2 separate regions of the Homo sapiens genome follow, and region 1 is linked to region 2. A link is a loop called in an ENCODE intact Hi-C map of the cell type or tissue named here. Cell type or tissue: HepG2. All regions are shown on one strand. Links, peaks and the distances in the headings refer to the core of each region. The heading gives the core; the rest is flanking DNA.

Region 1 (2,909 bases), core at 100-2,599, 230 kb before region 2:
AAAAAAAAGGACTTAGCATGCTGCCTGGCACACAGTGAGCATATAATAAATGGTAGCTATTGTCCATATTATTATTGTTATTATTTTGAGATGGAGTTTCACTCTTGTTGCCCAGGCTGGAGTGCAATGGCGCGACCTCTGCCTCCCGGGTTCAAGTTATTCTCCTGCCTCAGCCTTCTGAGTAGCTGGGATTACAGGCATGTGTCACCACGCCTGGCTAATTTTGTATCTTTAGTAGAGACAGGGTTTCTCCATGTTGGTCAGCCTGGTCTTGAACTCCTGGCCTCGTGATCCACTCGCCTCGGCCTCCCAAAGTGCTGGGATTACAGGTGTGAGCCACCGTGCCCAGACCTAGGCTTTCTTATTAGAGAGTTCCCTGGCTCAGCTTCATCATTGACCTTGGAAATGTTCTGAGTTCAATTTCCTTGTCTGAAAAATAGAGATAAAAGGAGTATCTACTTTACAGGGTGTTGTAAAGATTAAGTGAAGCAATATATGAAAAGAGCTTAGTTCAATGCCTGGCACATATCAAGTTTGACAAATATTAGCTATCACTATTATTAATGGGTGCCAGAAAAAGGACGAGGTGGGGAGTGTTGTCTTGCCCCAGGAACCCAGCTGGGCTCTGTGCCACCCCTGGCCCTTTACTCACCAGTAGGTTATCTTTGGTCCAGGCACAGCCAGTGACCCAGTCACGGTGACAGGCAGGGAAGGAGTGGATCAAAACAGGGGTTTTGGGTGTCCTCACGTCCCAGCAGAGGAGACTCTGGATAGGCCCCAAGGAGAGGGAGCAATCAGGACCAAAGGAAGGATGGGAACCCCGGAGCCATTTCAGGCAAGAAATTTCAAGGAAAGAGGGGCACAAGGAAGCACAGGCAGACAGATCTATACTAGATTTGGCAAAACAAAAAGCAGGAGGAAGCAATGGGAAATGGGTTGTTAAGAAATCTAGGAACTAGAGAGGCTATGGGACCCCAGGGTTGCATCCTTCTGCAGCTCACCCGATCCCGGCCCCCGGTGGCCAGGCTGCCTCCATCAGTGCTGAAACTACAGCAGCTCACAGGGCCCTCATGTCCCCGCAGCTCAGTGCCACAGGGAAAGTCTTCTGCCTTGTGTGGCCGCGTCAGCAGCTGCCTTGGCCACAGCTGCACTGTGAAATCCTCTGCATTGGAAAAAGAGAGAGGGAACAGCTTCCTGAAAGAGGAAGCCAGACAGGCCCTGGGAGGCCAAAGACAGGAGCGGCCATGGGGGCTGAGGGTGACACCTGAGGCTCAGCTCCATGGGAGGGATGCAGGGAGTCACAAGGCTGTGGAGAGGCCCTGGGCAAGGGTCATCAGCGAGTGTGTACATAGGACGGGAACGTGCGGCACTCCCAGCTCCAGCTCCACAGCTCAGGCCGGGAACACAGTTCCTTGTCTCTGCTTCTCTAACTGTACTCCCACAGCAGCTGCTCCAGACCCCTCCTCTTCTCAAGTGTCCAGTGTCACTTCCACCTCGTGACCTGTGAGGACCAGTTCTCCCTCCTAGAGAGGGCCTAGGCCATTCTACATTTTCACCTCAACATCTCTCTCTCTCCTTCTAAGGGAAACCTATCCCTTTTCACAGCAAAGTCTCCCACGGGGCAGAAACTCAAAGGATTACTGGGAGGTTAGAGGTCCCAGAATGAAGGTGAAGGAATGAGTGGAAACAGTCTAAACAGATTATGCAAGATAATTGCATTCAAAAGCACTTTGAAAGTTGTAAAACAAAATCGCACATGTGTATTTTCATACACATATACATACAACTTGGAGAAAGGTGTTAGTGTCTTTAAAAGGAACAGTGATTTGTGGGCCAGGCGCAATGGCTCACGTCTGTAATCCCAGCACTTTGGGAGGCCGAGGTGGGTGGATCACCTATGGTCAGGAGTTCGAGACCAGCATGACCAACATGGTGAAACCCCATCTCTACTAAAAATATAAAATTAGCCGGGCGTGGAGGCGCATGCCTGTAATCCCAGCTACTCGGGAGGCCGAGACAGGAGAATTGCTTGAACCCAGGAGGCAGAAGTTGCAGTGAGCCGAGACCGTACCACTGCACTCTAGCCTGGGCAACAAGAGTGAAGCTCTGTCTTAAAAAAAAAAAAAAGAAAAGAAAAGAACAGTAATTTGTTAACCCTGCCCACTGTCTAGTAGTACCTGAGGCAGAAGCCAAGAGCTCCTGGGAAGTGGCCAGTCCTAGCACAGGCTTCTGGAATCTGGACAGGAGCCAGAGGGACTGAAGGGAGCATTCCTTGAGTGCCCAGCCCTGCAAGGACCCATCTTCTGCACCACTCACCAATACCTTGGGGCTTAGCCAGGCCAGGGCGGACACTGCCACATCCAGTGCCTGACCCTGAGCCCCCTGGGAACCTAGAGAATGAGAGAGAACAAGGGAGTAAGACACTTGGGAAGGGGTAGGGGGCAGGGGCTGCGCTCTTTCTAAAGGCTCAAAAACCCACCCATTCCCATTTCAGTACCTGAAGAGATTTTGTAGATCCTAATGCCATCCGCTCGATATCCAACAGCCACCCGATCACCATCTGGGCTGAGTGCCACAGAGAGGGCAGGAGAGAGAGAAAGGGAACCCAGGTGCCCACGGGGCCGACCCAGAGACCCTGACCACACCTGAACCTGGGAACCAAGAAAAGGGCTTAAGGATACCACCTCCACCACGCGGTCCTCCTTCCTGTTTTGAGTTACAGCCACCCCCATTAAAGTCCTCCTTCCAGAGACTCTTCTCATGAGAGCTGCCCCTGCACACAGCGGCACCCCTCTCCCCGTGGTTCCTGCAATCCAAGCTCCTCCACAGTCTCCTCGACAAAGGACCCCCACCCCCACCAAGATATTCTTTGCCTTTGCTACTCCTCCTCACAACCCACCACCAGCCCT
Region 2 (2,909 bases), core at 300-2,799:
AGCAGGGTGGGTGCATTCATGGGTAACAACTCCCCGGACTAGGGCAGCACGGACATCCATGTCCAGGTTGGACCAATTACTTACAAGTAATTGATGAGGGGCCAGTGCAACACATTTGCCATCTGGCTGAGGGCATCTGCCCTACCATCACTTAAAATTTTGTGTTAAAATTTTGAATGAGCGACCACGGAAAGGTGGCCCAGCCCTGGTGGAGACACTGTTACCGTGGGCCACCATCCCCATCCAGCTACAGATACACACCAAGGATGACCTCCTCTGACCAGGTATGGGGACAAATGGTAATCTATTGTTGCCTGCCCCAACGCCCCTGAAGGCAGGGGAAGAGAAAACCTGATGTTGGCCATGGACCCTCCAAGCCCCGCATTGCAGATGGTTAGCTATTGTAGCCCCCTGGAGGGAGCATCTGCAGTATGACTTACATGTGGTTCCTTGGGTATTTAATGTGTGGCCTCCACGATTGACCGTTTGTAGGGGAATGGCCAGGTAAGGGACCCTCCTATATATGTACTGTCTGTACATATATTTTGAGCTCCCCTGTGACTTTGGCTTGGGTACAAGACTGAAAAGGACCATGGGGAGCTGAGAAGGTGTGGTATCATCACCCAGGGCAGGAGCCTTGGCAGCTGCATTGTTATCCAGAGATGAAAAGTTAGCCTGTATTGGCTGGGCACGGTAGCTCACGCCTGTAATCCCAGCACTTTGGGAGGCTGAGGCGTGTGGATCACCTGAGGTTAGGAGTTCGAGACCAGCTTGAACAACATGGTGACACTCCATCTCTACTAAAAATACAAAAAATTAGCCAGGCGTGGTGGCACATGTCTGTAATCCCAGCTACGCGGGAGGCTGAGGAAGGAGAATTGCTTGAACCCAGGAGTCAGAGGTTGCAGTGAGCCAGGCTCGTGCCAGTGCACTCCAGGCTCAGCAACAGAGTGAGACTCTGTCTCAAAAAAAAAAAAAGAAAAAAAAGGAAAAGTTAGCCTGTATTTTGCCTGAGGGACGTGATTTCCCCGTTAATACCTGTGCCTGCTTTGTTGTTCTGGCTGTAGGTTGACATGCTCCAACAGCATTGTGGACTGGGCCCACACCTACGCTGAGGTGACCAATGTCTCCAACTGTTGGATCTGCTCCACCTTCCAGCAGCAGCTGCGGAGAGTTTGCCCTGGAACGCGTATCCTGCTTCTGTTAAGAACTGGACATGGCTAGAAGCTTGGGGTCCCACGGACAATGGGTGGGATGCCACAGGGCGGGCTTTGGATAGGAGGCATCACAAAACCCATGGCAAACCTGGCCCTTGGCTGACTCATAGTGTCCATGATGGATGGAGCTGGCTAATGGGAGAACACGTGGTGCCCCCATTGCAGGTATCACAATGTATAGAGCAGCACTGGGGTAAAGTCACTGTGGGATGGTTGCCTACTGAGGTTTGTGCAAACATAACATGTGTCACCACACCAAGGGTGCAGTGGAACAAGCGGCCTTACGAAGGCCAGGCCCCCATGGACTTTGTGCCCCCTGGGAGTTTATGGGTCTGTGGGGACACAGGATGGCCATATCTCCCAGCCAACTGGACTGGACATTGTACCTGGGGTTGGCCCTATGTGCCTGCCACTGGGCTTCCCACATTGCCTAGTCGCCACATAACTGGGAGCCACTGTGTTCCTGCTTTTTCCCAGTGCAGCAGGCCCTCTAGTGGTTCTATCCCTTAGCAATGACTATCCCTGGAGCAGGCGTCATTACTATAGAAAAGCAAGTTGCAGCCTTTGCAGACCACACAGCTCGGTCCCGAGTTGCCCTCCTTTTGTTAACTGATGAAGTTGATCAGATCAGGAAGGTGGTGCTGCAAAACCAGATGGCCTTAGACATAGTCGCAGCTGCCCAAGGTGGCACCTGTGCCCTTGTAGGGACACAAGGTTGTACATTTATCCCTGACAACCACTGGAATATAATGGCAGCTTCACAAGGGGTGTCATAGGAGATTAAGGTGATTGAGCACCTTACTGATGACCCCCTGCAGAGATGGTGGGCGTCTTTGGGATCTGGCCTACAATGGGCTCTCATAATCATAGGTAGCATAGCAGGAATATTAGTGGTAGGTTGTTGCTGTCTGTGTTGTTGCTGTGGCCTATGGGTCCAGGGTGCTGCCACATGTGCATGGGTCCCCACCAAGAGGATTCCCTGGCCTAGAGGGTGGAGTGTAAGGAACATGGCTGTGTGCAGGCAAGCAGGCATAGGCCAAGGTAAACAGCCTAGATGACTCAGTGGGATTGGGGCACAAGTGCACAGTCCCATATCTTATATAATCATAGCCGTGTAGGCACAACATAAAGAAGCTCCCCACCTGGCTCTCAGTCACTATCGTTTGTGTAGTGTATAAATGTAACACTGACCCTGTGAAGGGGCTGCTGAATAAAGCCATGTCTCATTTACCTGCTGTCTCTTGAGGGTTCTTCCAGCTCCCTGCCCCACGTCCACCTACTCCCCTCAGCCCTCAGCTGGGGCTGGAACCTAACCCTGAGCATGACAGAGATGCACAGAGGGTTGTAAGCAGAGAAATGACAAGCTCTTAGGATTTGACAGGATCATTCTACTTTGTGGAAAATAGATTTAAGGGCACACGGACAAAACAGAAAGACCTGCTAAAGGGCTGCTGCAATAGGGCAGATGAGAAATGGTGATGGCTTCGACTACAGCAGTGGTGGTGGAGGTGGTAAGAAATGTTTGAAATCTGGAAATATTCTGATGATAGAGCCAACATCATTTGTTAAGGGATTGAACATGAGTTGTAAGAGAGAGGAATAAAGGATAATTCCAAGATTATTTGTTTCATAGTTCTTCTAAATATCTGAAGAAGTATCAGAAGTTAAATACTCAACAGTGTAGCTAGGAAT

Evidence for each region. Hi-C counts contacts between places; a loop is a spot of excess contacts. Peaks named below come from ENCODE experiments on the same cell type or tissue, not always from the same donor. Only the 100,000 strongest peaks of a DNase experiment are listed, where the experiment ranks them.
Region 1: it touches region 2 in a loop (11-fold over the local background); 1 of 110 quality-filtered maps calls a loop at or near these places.

What each region holds. Positions count from the first base shown.
Region 1 is chr14:20,375,103-20,378,011 of GRCh38, forward strand. It overlaps TEP1 (telomerase associated protein 1), which reads right to left. Exons shown (of 55, transcript NM_007110.5): 40 at 2,498-2,651; 41 at 2,178-2,390; 42 at 1,002-1,162; 43 at 653-766. Among named protein-coding and RNA genes, the nearest start is that of PARP2, 33 kb to the left of the region's middle. In HepG2, for the core only: no CTCF peak of the experiment used is centred there; a DNase peak (open chromatin) is centred at 1,329.
Region 2 is chr14:20,604,775-20,607,683 of GRCh38, forward strand. It overlaps RNASE11-AS1 (RNASE11 and RNASE12 antisense RNA 1), which reads left to right. Exons shown (of 5, transcript NR_122043.1): 5 at 1,068-2,447. Among named protein-coding and RNA genes, the nearest start is that of TRP-AGG2-5, 3.2 kb to the right of the region's middle. In HepG2, for the core only: a CTCF peak has its summit at 1,703; DNase peaks (open chromatin) are centred at 1,597 and 2,238; H3K4me3 peaks cover 1,072 bases.